Regions from separate parts of the Mus musculus genome. Here region 1 is linked to region 2. The links are chromatin contacts, found by Hi-C or POLR2A ChIA-PET in ENCODE. All regions are on one chromosome and are shown on one strand. The core of a region is the stretch at or near the end of the contact, and the rest is flanking DNA. Distances in the headings are between cores, read along the strand shown.

Region 1 (6,570 bases), core at 10-2,509, 37 kb after region 2:
CCTTCTAGTGATTCTGATACACGGTAAAGCTTGGGAGCATTAAGGTAATCTTTTTAATGTTTATTTATTTATTCTATGTAAGTACACTGTAGCTGTCTTCAGACACTCTAGAAGAGGGAGTCAGATCTCCTTATAGATGGTTGTGAGCCACCATGTGGTTGCTGGGATTTGAACTCAGGACCTTCAGAAGAGCAGTCGGGTGCTCTTACCCGTTGAGCCATCTCACCAGCCCGCATTAAGGTAATCTTAATACATGAGGCCTGTCAGCAATTTCCTACTTCAAGAGATGGAACTTGGAAGATGGCTGCTGGCCAATGGCAATGCAAGTCATGTATCTCCAAGGGATGGGCGCCGGCCCCCCCATCCCCCCCAGCTTGGAACTAGAGAAGAGATCAGATGATTTCCAAAGCTGGGCATTCTGGGATAGTGGACAGGAAAGTAGCCTTAAACCTTTGTCTGTGTTGACTGTGTAGACAGAGAATCATACGTAAGCAATGTCTATAACCCTTCCCAATGCTAGAAATACTGCCAGCCTGCCAGCTACTACTGTGGGCAGCTCTGCGTATGTACAGTGCACTTAGTGTGACTAGGAAACTGAAACATTATTGGATTGTAATGAGTCCAGTGTAAACCTACATTGGGCAGGTGGTGGCCAAATTATCAGCCCAGCCCTGGCCCCTGCTCCTCCAGGAGACCACTCTCATGTTAGAATAGACTGGAGGCAAGCCAGGGTCTGTGATACCCCACTTTCAAGTGACACTCACCCAGAAAGAATATAATTTCCAAAATGTCTTAAAGCAGGGAGGACAAAAAAGGAGGCTCAGACTCTGCTGCTGAAGAGTGTTTAAGTTATTGTCATATTCAGTTACTAAAAATAAACAGCACATGTAGAATTATAGCTGTCATTTTAGGGAGCGAGCTGGTGACTCCATGGACCATAAAAGTCAAGAGTCAGGTTTAACTTAACTCAGGTGACAGTGCAGGGCTCGTGCTGCACCAGGGATGACCCCATCGGGATCTAACCAGGGCAGAGCGACAGGAAGAAGGAAGAGCTCGGGGAAGGAACAAGGCCGCAGCCTCACAGGGTGCCCTGTCAGCTAAGGCTTATTTTTAGCTTTGTGAGTTTTGAGCATTCTTCCTGGGGTATTTTTATCTTAGAGAGTTTCGGCAGCTTAAATTTGGAATGCATTTCATGCTGTTGCACGAGAAAAACATCTCAGTGTCATACTTTCAAAACAAAAGCCAAACTGGTGAGTCTCCGGGGGTTCCCAGGGTGCACTGCTGCTGTGGAGAGAGGCGGCCGGGCTTCCTCTCCCTCCCTATCGCATATGACCTCATTTCCATCTCCTGTCCCCACTGCATAACTATTTTATTGACAAAAACTCAGTGCAGAGAAGCAGGAAAACAAAGAGGATGGGTTGTTGTTGTTACCCATCTGTTAAGACTCAGGTTGTACACCGCCAGAGTGGCGCCCAGTGTGGACTCCGTGAGTGACCTGTAAGCAGAAGAGTAACGAAGACCCTCACTGTGAACAAAAATCCAGGCAGGCGTGTGTGTGAGACAGTTCTATCCCTGCATCTCAGTTTCATTGTGAACCTCAAAGCGTTCTTCAGACAGGGTGCTTTCAAAGCAGGCAGAAGAGTGGCAGGGGCCCGTCATTTAGGGACATCTGTTTAGAGGTACAAGCCCTTTAGACCTAGTTCACCCCCCTGTAACTTTGAAACTGGACATCTCGATAAACATCTGTCTGTAGGATGATACTGACAGTGTTGGGACATGAGTTCTAGGCCCCACCACAGCCCTGTGGGTACCAAATCCCTACCCGCTTAAGTCCCTTCTGTGCAGTGGTTGGTGTCGGCATGACACACACTGCATGGCTAACACACACTCCCTCAAACTCTAACACATCTGAGTTACTTTAGCACCTAGCACAGCGTAAACGCTGTATGAGCAGTTGTCAGCCCTAAGAAGTCATGGCAGAGGGAAAGCGTGTGTGCTCGGTACAAGCACAGTCTGTTCCAAGGACTTCGCAGAGTGCTTAGTTAGTGGATGTGGGATTCATGAATACAGAGTTCTGATCACATACCATTTTTTAATGTTATTTAACTTTGTGGTATGGAGATCAACCGTAGGGCAGGGTGCACACTGTACCCTGAGCTACACCTCCCAGCTTGCATAGCAGTTGGTAACCTGCATTTTACTTTGCAGCTTGCTAGTAATTAGACATCTACACTGTAGTTTGTTGATGGCTATAATTTACTGACATAACCCCCCCCCCCAGAGTTCCTTGGCTTACTATCCATAGTTTGCTGTTGTAATCGCTTCACCCATCTATCCCATCAGCATTCTCTCAGCCTCCTACGATATGCTTTCGAAGTAAATCAATGGATACAAAGAGAAGGCATATTCCTGAGGCTTCTGATTCTTTATTATTCCCCATACTTTGGTTTGCTTCTGTTTTTGTCTGATGTTTTGAGACAGGAACTTACTCTGTTAGCCTAGGCAGGCCTGAGTTCGTAGCCATCCTCCTGCCTCAGCTTCCCAAGATTCCAGGTATGAGCCATCAACCCCGCCTCTCCCTCTACCCTCTAGCCTGCAGCTTTTTAACCCTCACCTTCTTTTCCCTATCTTGGTTTCCAGCTGCGGCTCCCCCACTCTGGCTCCAGCAGGCATAGAGCCACCCTTGCTGCTGCCTGGCTGGGAGGCAGGGCAGGCCTTGACTGTGCAGCTGGCGGTGCTGTCTGGGGTCATCTTCTCACCGTGTATTGTGTGTTCTTGTGTTCTTTTTCAGAGTGAATTAGATGTATCCTTTTTCTGTACATTTTTCCATGGTATGTGGCAAAAAGCACACTCAGGATGTGACCATCAGGTAAGTGCCATCACGCTGGAGGGTGACTTGGCAGAATCCAGGACACTAATCTGCAACTCTGCCAAGGCTGCGCCACAGCCAGCGCTTGGGCCCCAGGACTTCCCAGCCCTCCTCTCTCAAAGATGATACTTTGTGAGGTTCCTTTTTCTTTTTCTCCAAACAAAGAACTGGGGTGGTGGTATTTAAAAATAACTGGTATGGGACTGGAGAGATGACTCAGTGGTTAAGAGCCCTGGCTGCTCTTCCAGAGGACCCGGGTTTAATTCCCAGCACCCACGTGGCCGCTCACAACTCTCTGGAACTCTAATTCCAGAGTTTCTGACACCTCACACAGGCATACATGTAGGCAAAACACCAATGCACATGAAATAAAAATAAATTATATATTAAAAATAACTATTACATATAAACATAGATATATAAATATTATATGTATGTATATAAATCAGATAGATTTGTTCAAAATGTGTATCCCACAGAGAAAGTGCTTGGTTTTCTCCGAGAGGCTGCATTTTTAGGCCTCCAGGATAAACTTCCAGACAGCTCCTCAGGAGCAGAAGGAGGCATTCTGGGAGATTAGCTGGAGGTTAAAGACATTGCCTGGCTTATGTTCATTTCTTTATAGCAGAAAAAGTCCTTTCGCTCTTTTAAATCGAAACTGTCTGCGTGTCCTGGGGATGCAGCACAGGGGCAGGATACCTCCTAGCATGTGCTTGGCCTGGGGATGCAGCACAGGGGCAGGATACCTCCTAGCATGTGCTTGGCCTGGGGATGCAGCACAGGGGCAGGATACCTCCTAGCATGTGCTTGGCCTGGGGATGCAGCACAGGGGCAGGATACCTCCTAGCATGTGCGTGTCCTGGGGATGCAGCACAGGGGCAGGATACCTCCTAGCATGTGCTTGGCCTGGGGATGCAGCACAGGGGCAGGATACCTCCTAGCATGTGCTTGGCCTGGGGATGCAGCACAGGGGCAGGATACCTCCTAGCATGTGCTTGGCCTGGGGATGCAGCACAGGGGCAGGATACCTCCTAGCATGTGCGTGTCCTGGGGATGCAGCACAGGGGCAGGATACCTCCTAGCATGTGCTTGGCCTGGGGATGCAGCACAGGGGCAGGATACCTCCTAGCATGTGCTTGGCCTGGGGATGCAGCACAGGAGCAGGATACCTCCTAGCATGTGCTTGGCCTGGGGATGCAGCACAGGGGCAGGATACCTCCTAGCATGTGCTTGGCCCTGGATTCAGACCTAGCGTCTTACAAAGAATAAACACAGCCAGGGTCCCAGATGGAGGCAGGCACTCTCCAGGCTTTTTGTAAGTCTCCAAAAGTATAGCATGTGACTTCAAAGATTATCTGCCTGCTTTGACGCCAGAGAGAAAACTCAGTGGTTAGAGTGCAGACTGCTCCTGAGAGGACCTGGCCTTGCCTCTGAACACCCCCGTCAGGCAGCTCACAACTCCCTGTCACTGTGGGTCCACGGGTCCCAGGGCCTCTTCTGAACCCCAGATACATGTAGTGCACATAGGTGCCCCTGAGATGGACATGGGGCGCATAGCTTTGGTCTCAGCACTCAGGAGGCAGAGGCAAGCAGATCTCTGTGACTTCCAGGCCAGCGAGGTCTACACAGTGAAACCTAGGCCAGCCATTGCTACACAGTGAGACATGGTACGCAAAAAAGCCATAAAATAAAATAAACCCACTCACGCACACACACATAAAATAAAAGAAAAGATAGGCATTTTATTAAAATATGCTTATCATTTAAAAGTGATAAAGACAGCTTTTGAAAACACTTCAATCTTTTTTATTTTTTTTTTGGTTTTTCGAGACTGGGTTTCTCTGTGTAGCCCTGGCTGTCCTAGAGCTCACTCTGTAGACCAGGCTCACCTCGAATTTAGAAATCTGCCTGCCTCTGCCTCCCAAGTGCTGGGATTAAAGGCGTGTACTACCACACCCTTCACCTATGATCCTTTTGGCCTAAGAGGCCAAGATTGGGCAGTGTATGTCACAGTCTGACTTTTTTTTTTAAGTATTTATTTATTTAATGTATGTGTTGTTCTGTGTGTACATATCTATGCATGTATGTGCTGTTCTGTGTGTACATATCTGTGCATGTATGTGTTGTTCTGTGTGTATATATCTATGCATGCATGTGCTGTTCTGTGTGTATATATCTGTGCATGTATATGCTGTTCTGTGTGTATATATCTATGCATGCATGTGCTGTTCTGTGTGTATATATCTGTGTATGTATGTGCTTGGTGCCCTTGGAGGCCAGAAGAGGCCCTCAGATCCCCCCAGAACTAGAGTTAGAGATGGTTGTGAGCCACCATGTGGGTGCTGGGAATTGAACCCAGGTCCTCTGGAAGAGCAGCTTTGCTCTTAACCACTGAGCCATCTCTTCGGCCCCATGGCATTTATTCTTAACTAAGTCACTTAAAGTAATTCAAAACAAATCTGTTTCTAACTGAATGGGAGGGTAAAAAAGATTTTTGAAAATATATTTGGAAAACGACAAGAGCTAGCAGACACTTGTGCAGTTCAAAAAATTCAAGATCCACTTTGGCCTTGCCACTAACTGCCCCTTGTACTGAGCAGGACACATTAATTTTAGAGGGATAATCAGAGCAGAGAGGCTTGGGTACTGTCTCAGCCTGGCCTGGGATGCTGCCGTGGATCCGGAGAGGCACTGAGTAACCTGCCCCGTAAAAAAGGGCTTCTAGTCCCAGCTGTCCTAGACCAGCTGTGGAGCCGCTGCAGATACACACGAGCTTCGCATGAGCTTCGCTGGTTGTGTTGAAGTGTTTATGCTGACTACTGTTTACTGTTTACTGTTTACTGACTACTGTTTACTGGAAAGAGGCAGATATTTTTGTCTTTATAGACTTCGGGAATGATCCAGCTTTCTAGTTTCAACTTATTTTCTACACCAAGACCCACAGTTTGTGTTTTTATCTGTCCTTTACCTTTTTGTTGTTGTAGTGTTTGTTTGATGAGATAGGGTTTCTCTATGTAACCCTGGCTGATCTTGAACTTGCTATGACCAGAGTGCCTGCCTGCTAGCCTTAAAGGTGTGCACCACCAATCCAGACCACATGGTTCATTTCACCCTTCCTTCCTCACCATGTTGTATATTTTAGTCCAGGGTAACCATTTAAACCACAGCAGATCCAAATCTCAGGACTCACACATGATTGGTTCTCTTTAGCACGTCACCCCAGAGAATCCTGAGGCAATTTAGGGAGGCTCCGCTCTAGTTCCTGCTCTCCATGGGGAGGGCAACGCTCCTGAAGCCCACTCTTCAGTGCCAAAGAAGCTGCTGGAGCAGCGGCTGCCCCTAGGATGCTCTCTTCAGCCTCAAAGTTTGAACTCAAGTGGTTACCACATTTGAAACCTGGTTCTCACAGCACTCAGCGCCATCAGTCTTTGAGGGGCTTTTCCTGTTCTGCTCACACAGAGCTGGCAGAGTGAGGGTGAGTCTGAGTGTGGTAACAGAGAAGGGGTGTCAGAGCCCAGGAAGCCCCTTTCTTCCCTGTGCCATTTAAGGCTGAGGTTCCCTGCGCTGGGCTTTGAGAAATAGTTGAGAAATATTTACATTTCTCCTCAGCGCACACTACTGTTCTGCTTCCAGCTGAGACTTACAAAACCAGACAGATGGGATTTAAACAGGAATGTCCCAAACACGAGAAATCAATTCAG
Region 2 (6,254 bases), core at 2,348-4,847:
TCAACACAAAACTTTGAAGTATGTACTCACAAGCAGTTTTATTTAGACTAATAGCATTCAAGGCCACTGTGAGCCACCTACCAAGGTTCAGGCAGCTTTTCTAAACAGTCCTGGCCCCCACCCACACACAATGAGTGACAGCACTTAAAGCACACTCAATATCCTAGAAACAAATCTGAAACACTATCAATTAATCCAATAAGGCAATTTTTAAAATATACAGCACATACAAGAACATATAAACAATCCAGTCGTGAACATTTTATTCCAAAAGTATCAGTATAAAATAATGCGAATGTCTCTGGATAAAATAGAACCAGAGAACATCATATAACATTCTTTAAACAGAGTAAACAAGCTGGAGAAATGGCACATCTTCCAGGGTACCTTAGTCCCAGTCCCAGCCCCCACAGCAGGGAGGCTCACAACACCTGCAACTCCAGCTCCAGAGGAACCCACCATCTGGCCTTTGAGGACCTGACCTCATGTGCACATGCACATATACACACATAATGAAACATAATAAAAAGGTTTAAAAGGAGGGGAAAAGCAAGTAAATAAAGACTATCAATCTGAAAGAAACCAAGCTACAGAATCCTTAAAAATCCTTTTCTGTTGCTGTTAAGTAAGATCAGGAACAATGAAAAAGAAAACCATGTATTTCAGTAATGTAAAACTTGTTGCCAGGCGTGGTGGCGCATGTCTTTAATCCCAGCACTTGGGAGGCAGAGGCAGGTGGATTTCTGAGTTCAAGGCCAGCCTGGTCTACAAAGTGAGTTCCAGGACAGCCAGGGCTACACAGAGAAACCCTGTCTCAAAAAAACAAAAAAAAAACAAAACAAAAACAAAAAAAAAGACGTAACAACAACAACAACAAAAAACTTAATTTGGATACAAGATGCTTTCTTAGCTAGTTACATTAATCATGCCTGAGTGACAAATTCAAGTGCTAATTTGAAAATCAAAACAACAGTACAAGGATCAAATACTATATATGGACCTGGTGGTTTATCAATTCAGCAAAAGCCTCAATGTAATTTTTAACAGATTACCTTCTCTCTATCCACATGGAAAAGTCGGCATCAACATACTAGAAAGATGTATGCCCACAAAACTCTAAATCCAACAATAGTAGACTCTAGAAATTTAAAAGAAACCACAGCAATTTTGACATAAGTTTTTTTGAAAGTAGTAATCTCTAAAACACAAATGTATTTTTTAAGCACAATTTTAAGATTACGGAATGAACTAAAGGTGTCATATAAAATAAGTAGGATTTTGTTGTTGTAAAATTTAACTTCACCCACTTTGTGGAGTTAAATAAAAGTTTACTGGCTTGCCAGGTGAGGTGGTACAAGACTTTATAATTCCAGCACTTCAAGAGGTAGCATGTGGACCTCTAAGAGGTCTAAACCAACCTGTTCTACATAGTGAGTTTTCAGATCACCCAAGACAACAGAGACCGTCTCAAAAGCAACCACAATACTAGATGGTGAGGGCACACACCTTTGATCCCAGCAGAGGCAGATGGATCTCTGAGTTGCAGGCCAGCCCGATCTACAGAATTACTTCCAGGACAGCCAGAGGTACACAGAGAAAAAAGCCAGTTTCAAAAACACAAAACAATAACAAAAGCCCATAACCAAAAAAGTTTACTGGTCCAATCAATTGCTTTGCAATGCTTTTGACAATGAAACAACCTTATTTCTAATTTTCTTTTACTTTTTTGTTTGTTTAAGATAGACTCTTATGTAACTGCAATTGTCCTGGAACTCTATATAAATCAGCCTGGCCTGAACTCATGGATATTAAACATCTCCCTCCTGAGCACTGAGATTAAAGACTTATGCCTCTACACCTGGGTATTTTTAATTTTTGAATAAAATTGTTTATAGTTTGTAAATAATCAGGTCAGAAATAAATTAATCAATGTAATTAAAAAGTTTACTATTCGACACCAAACTGAAGACTCATATTTATTTGAGGATACCTTTTCTACATTCATTAATCACGCTGTTGTTTCAACATTATTTCTCACCAAAGTTATTGTGTGTGTGTGTGTATAATAACGAACAATATTGCTTATGTCGAAATTTATAAGTCTGAAAAACAGGTGCAACGCTTAATTAGATACACGCTTTTTTTCTTCTAAGCTTAAATTAAACCCTGGAAAGGAACTTAAAACTAAACGCAGTCATCCTCCAGCTTGAATAATCCTTTCAAACAGATGCAGCAATTTTAAAAATTCAAGGCATGAACCCGCAACTGTCACCTTCCAAAAGTTAGGATAACCCAAGTCTGTCAGAGGATCACATTAAGTGGACATTTAACTCCGTTTTAGCTTGTACTAAGCGATAAGTACGGTCTACTTCAAATTAAGACCAATTCTTTCCGCAGACATTTCCTAAATACTGTACTGACAGCCCAGCTTTGCTTTGCATCAGTAAAAACATGAATATAGTAGGGAACTCTAGAGAAGCCGACTCAAGAGAGAAATATTCAGTTAAAGTGTTGATGAATCAGTAAGCGCTAAAGGAAATCCAAGTGAGTAGAGCGGCATCGCAGGTACTTAAAGGAGTTGAGGATGGGAAGGCAAACTTGTCCGGCCGGCCGCGAGCCATTGTGCGCGGCGGTAGCCCGAAGCGGCGTGGCTGTCAAGGGGCAAGTGCGTACCGAGGCGCGGGGGAGGGGGCAGGACGCCACATCGGAAGGGGGTGCAGGAGCCAGGAGGCAAAGACGCTCATCCCAGGCCCTCTCCGCGTGGCCTCACCCTCAAGGGGACCCACAAGCGCAAACTCAGTGCCTAGCGGGCCCACGCCAGACTCTCGCCCAGAGGCGCTGGGCCCAAACCCCGGAGGCCCAGGAGAGGTGGCTCCGGAGGAGCCCTGCGGACGCCATGCTAAAAGCCAAAATGGCTGCCCCAAGGATGCCCGCAGCGCGCCGCCCGTGAGGAGGGAGCCGGGCGCGCCGTCACCGCTCGCCGGCCGGAGCGGCTCAGGTAGGTCCCCTCCGCCCTTGAGGGCACGGGCCTCAGCCCCGGCCCCACCCCCGCGGCCCGTGGCCCCGGCCCCAGCTCGCAGTCGAGAGGGGTGACGGGTGACGTACCTGCAGCTCGGCCCGCTCCACCTCCCAGTGCGCCCGCTCCATCTCGAAGCGAGCCCACTCGTGCTGGATGTAGTGTAGGATCCCCGGGATCGTGTACTGTTGCGGCCGGGACAGCTCCGGGCCTGCCGGGGGCCCCGCCGCCTCGGCGGCCGGAGGACCCCCGCCGCCCGGCGCTCCGTTCGCTCCCGGCGGCAGGCTCAGGTTCCCCCCGGGTCCCTGCTGCGGCCGGGGAGGGGCTGCCATCCCCTGGCCGCCGCCGCCGCCTCCGGCCAGCTCGTCCATTGTGTGTGGGGCCCCGGCCGGGGCGCAGTGCCAGACGCCGACAGCTGCGGGGAGGGCCGGGACGGTGGCCCCGCGCCGACCGCAGGGCGGGGGGCCGGCCGGGAGACGGCCGGGGAGGGGGTCGTTGCCGTGTGCTTGCCGCGGATCAGAGCAGGGAGCTGCCGGCCGCCGCCATTACGGTACCTCCTCCATCTGCCCGTCTCACTCACTCACTTTGGGGGAGAGGGGGGCCGCGGCGGGAGGAGGAGGAGGGACGGAGGAGGAGGAGGAGGGACGGAGGGCCGCCGCTCGCGCACGGCACGCTGGGTAGAGAACGCCGCTGCAAGCCGCACTCCGGAGAGCCAAAAAGAGTCCGGCCTCACCCCACGCAGGCGCACTGAGGATGGACCGCTCTTCGGGAGGCGGGGAAAGGCCTGGGCCCCGCCCCAACTCGGGCGCCGGGCCCCAGCTTTTCTACGCCTGTGGAATCTGGATGCTGCCTTGACTTTGGGGAAGCGCGTGGGCGTCGGGCTTCCGGGTCGTTTTCCTCACGCACGTATCCTTAGGGGCAGCGTGGGTCTCAGCTGAGGGCCTGGGCTCTGGAGCTGCGTGCAAGGCGTCCTCCGTACTGCCCTGGAATTCCTGACGTTTCTCTAGAATTCCTGGCGTGTTTTGCTCAGTCCCAGAGGGTCGGGCCTCTTTTCTGCCTGTCACTCACTTGACCTCTGGTTTCGTGGCACCAGTCAGTCTGCAGGATTCTGGAGACGTCTACGTTTGGCAAATAGCCCAGATTCTTCCGGACTTTCTCACTGGCTCCTGGGCTTCGTCGCAACCTGCTTCTTTGGTCCCACTTCGGTGCTCCTGGCCGCCCGTTGTAACTTCTTAAGTCTTTATTATTCTGAGATTCTCTGTGTTTGAGCTATTGCTTTTTTTTTTTTTTTTTTTTTTTTTTTTTTTTTTTTCCTGAAGAAGTTGTGATATCTTGAATTCTTGAGAATAGTGGGTTGGATGGCAAACGATAACTTTCAAAGAGACTGATGTTTAGAAGTCAATGAACGCAGATATTGTCATTAGTGGCAGAAATTTTGATCGAAACAAAATGAAAGTATTGTAAATAGAACTTAAGATGAACTAAATCAACACAACGATATCTTTCTTCATCATTAAATGGTTTTAGAATGAAATACTACATACACAAAGGGTCAGTTTTTAGGTGCTATAGTGTGCATTTTTCTGTAAGTTCTTTTTTTGGTTTTTTCGAGACAGGGTTTCTCTGTATAGCCCTGGCTGAACTGGAACTCACTTTGTAGACCAGGCTGGCCTCGAACTCAGAAATCCGCCTGCCTCTGCCACCCGAGTGCTGGGATGAGAGGCGTGCCACCACGCCCGGCTTTCTGTAAGTTGAGGTAACAGCCTGGCTACCGGGCTTGGTGAACCATGTCTTTAATCCCAGCACTCGGGAGGCAGAGGTAGACAACCTGATCTCTGGGTTTCGTTTCAGACCAGCTTGGTCTGCAGAGTTCCCAGACAGCCAGGACAACAGAGAAACCCTGTCTGGAAAAGCCAAAAAAGGAAAGAAGAAGAAGGAAAAAAAAAACAAAAAACCTAATAACCTATGTAACAGCAAATGAAAAGAAAAATACACAGTACTTACAGCTATACAAGAAATAGTATATAAAATTGGTTATGTTTTTAAACTTTTATTTTCACTCTGAAAGCCTATTCAAATTTTCACATTGGAGCATATAAGTGACTTCATATAACTTCAGAGAGAAAAAGAAATACATTTTATTTTGTCATGTCTGCTGTGTTATAAAGAACTAATTCGATCTGTTACACTTATTACCATATTTATGAAATGTAGTCTTTAGTAAATGAAGAAATGAGGCTGGAGAGATGGCTCAGCAGTTAAGAGCACTGACTGCTCTCCTAGGCGTCCTGAGTTCAGTTCCCAGCGACCACAGTGACTCACAGCCATCTGAAATGGGATACAGTGCTCTCTTCTGGTGTGTCTGAGAGAGCAACAGTGTACTCACATAAGTAAATACATCTTTTTTTTTATATGAAGAAATAGTACTGTTATCTAAGAGTTATTGACAATCAGCATACAGCTGGCTCAAGCAGTCCCATTCCTTAAGAAAGAACACATAAAAAGCTCAGAAAAACTTACATCCTGGGTACCTATTTTATGAACACAAGGAAGCTTTTAGGGATCTGAAGCCCACATGGCTGGTGATTATGTCAAAAGAGCAAGTTGCACATTTATATTTCTCATTTCACACTTCAGCTCACAGGAAGGTTGCCCCCCACCTACCCTGCAAAAAGATAACTGTTGTTCTTCTATTGTCTGTCTTAAGTGGAGACAGGCAGATCTTTGAGTTTGAGGCCAGCCTGGTCTACAAAGCCAGTTCCAGAATAGCCAGGACTGTTACACAAGGAAACCCTGTCTCAACAAAGAAACAGAAACAAATAGCAAAGTTTTCTGCTCTGCTGAGATGATGTTTTACACTGTTAACATTGTGCTTCCTGCCCACTGCTCCTGAGAACACTGGAATGAGTCTCTAGAACTTTTAGATAACAAATTCTCCCAGTTACACTCTAACAGTTCAGCTTGCCTAACTGGAATTCTCTCTCTGACCCCTTGCTGAGTCATTTCCTCTCTTCAGTCCCCTTTGAAACTTCCTATTTATCCTGTCCTCTCACCTGTCACTCCTCCCTGCTCCTGCCTAGATTCTCCTTCTTTCAGAATGATTTGGGGTAGGTGGAGGGTAAAATGGTGTGCTGCCCTTGAGTGTGAGATTCTCCTGTTTCTGCCACCCAAGTGCTGGGATTGCAAATGGACTTCAGCTTGCTCAGTTCATGATGATCTTCATGAAAGTCTATGTATG

Evidence for each region. A loop is a pair of places that touch in the nucleus more often than their neighbours do. ChIA-PET counts read pairs that join two places held with the same protein, here RNA polymerase II (POLR2A).
Region 1: a loop to region 2 is called in a map of heart, with 5 times the contacts of the local background. The contact joins the enhancer-like site here to the promoter of Strn3 in region 2. A Hi-C loop is called at or near these places in 11 of 37 maps with a recorded cell type or tissue (adrenal gland, gastrocnemius, heart and 1 more). POLR2A ChIA-PET finds 5 or more read pairs at or near these places in 4 of 5 experiments (Patski and embryonic stem cell).

Annotation. Positions count from the first base shown.
Region 1 is chr12:51,728,097-51,734,666 of GRCm38, forward strand. It overlaps Ap4s1 (adaptor-related protein complex AP-4, sigma 1), which reads left to right. Exons shown (of 6, transcript NM_021710.4): 5 at 2,792-2,803. Among named protein-coding and RNA genes, the nearest start is that of Strn3, 39 kb to the left of the region's middle. Within about 2 kb of position 1,260, at least 2 of the 3 ENCODE cell types and tissues checked have a DNase peak (open chromatin) inside an H3K27ac peak, as active enhancers do; they include heart and left cerebral cortex, where a contact is called at or near this core.
Region 2 is chr12:51,688,317-51,694,570 of GRCm38, forward strand. Strn3 (striatin, calmodulin binding protein 3) reads right to left here and starts at 3,598. Exons shown (of 18, transcript NM_052973.2): 1 at 3,106-3,598. The coding sequence starts at 3,387. It overlaps Ap4s1 (adaptor-related protein complex AP-4, sigma 1), which reads left to right and starts at 2,650. Exons shown (of 6, transcript NM_021710.4): 1 at 2,650-2,998.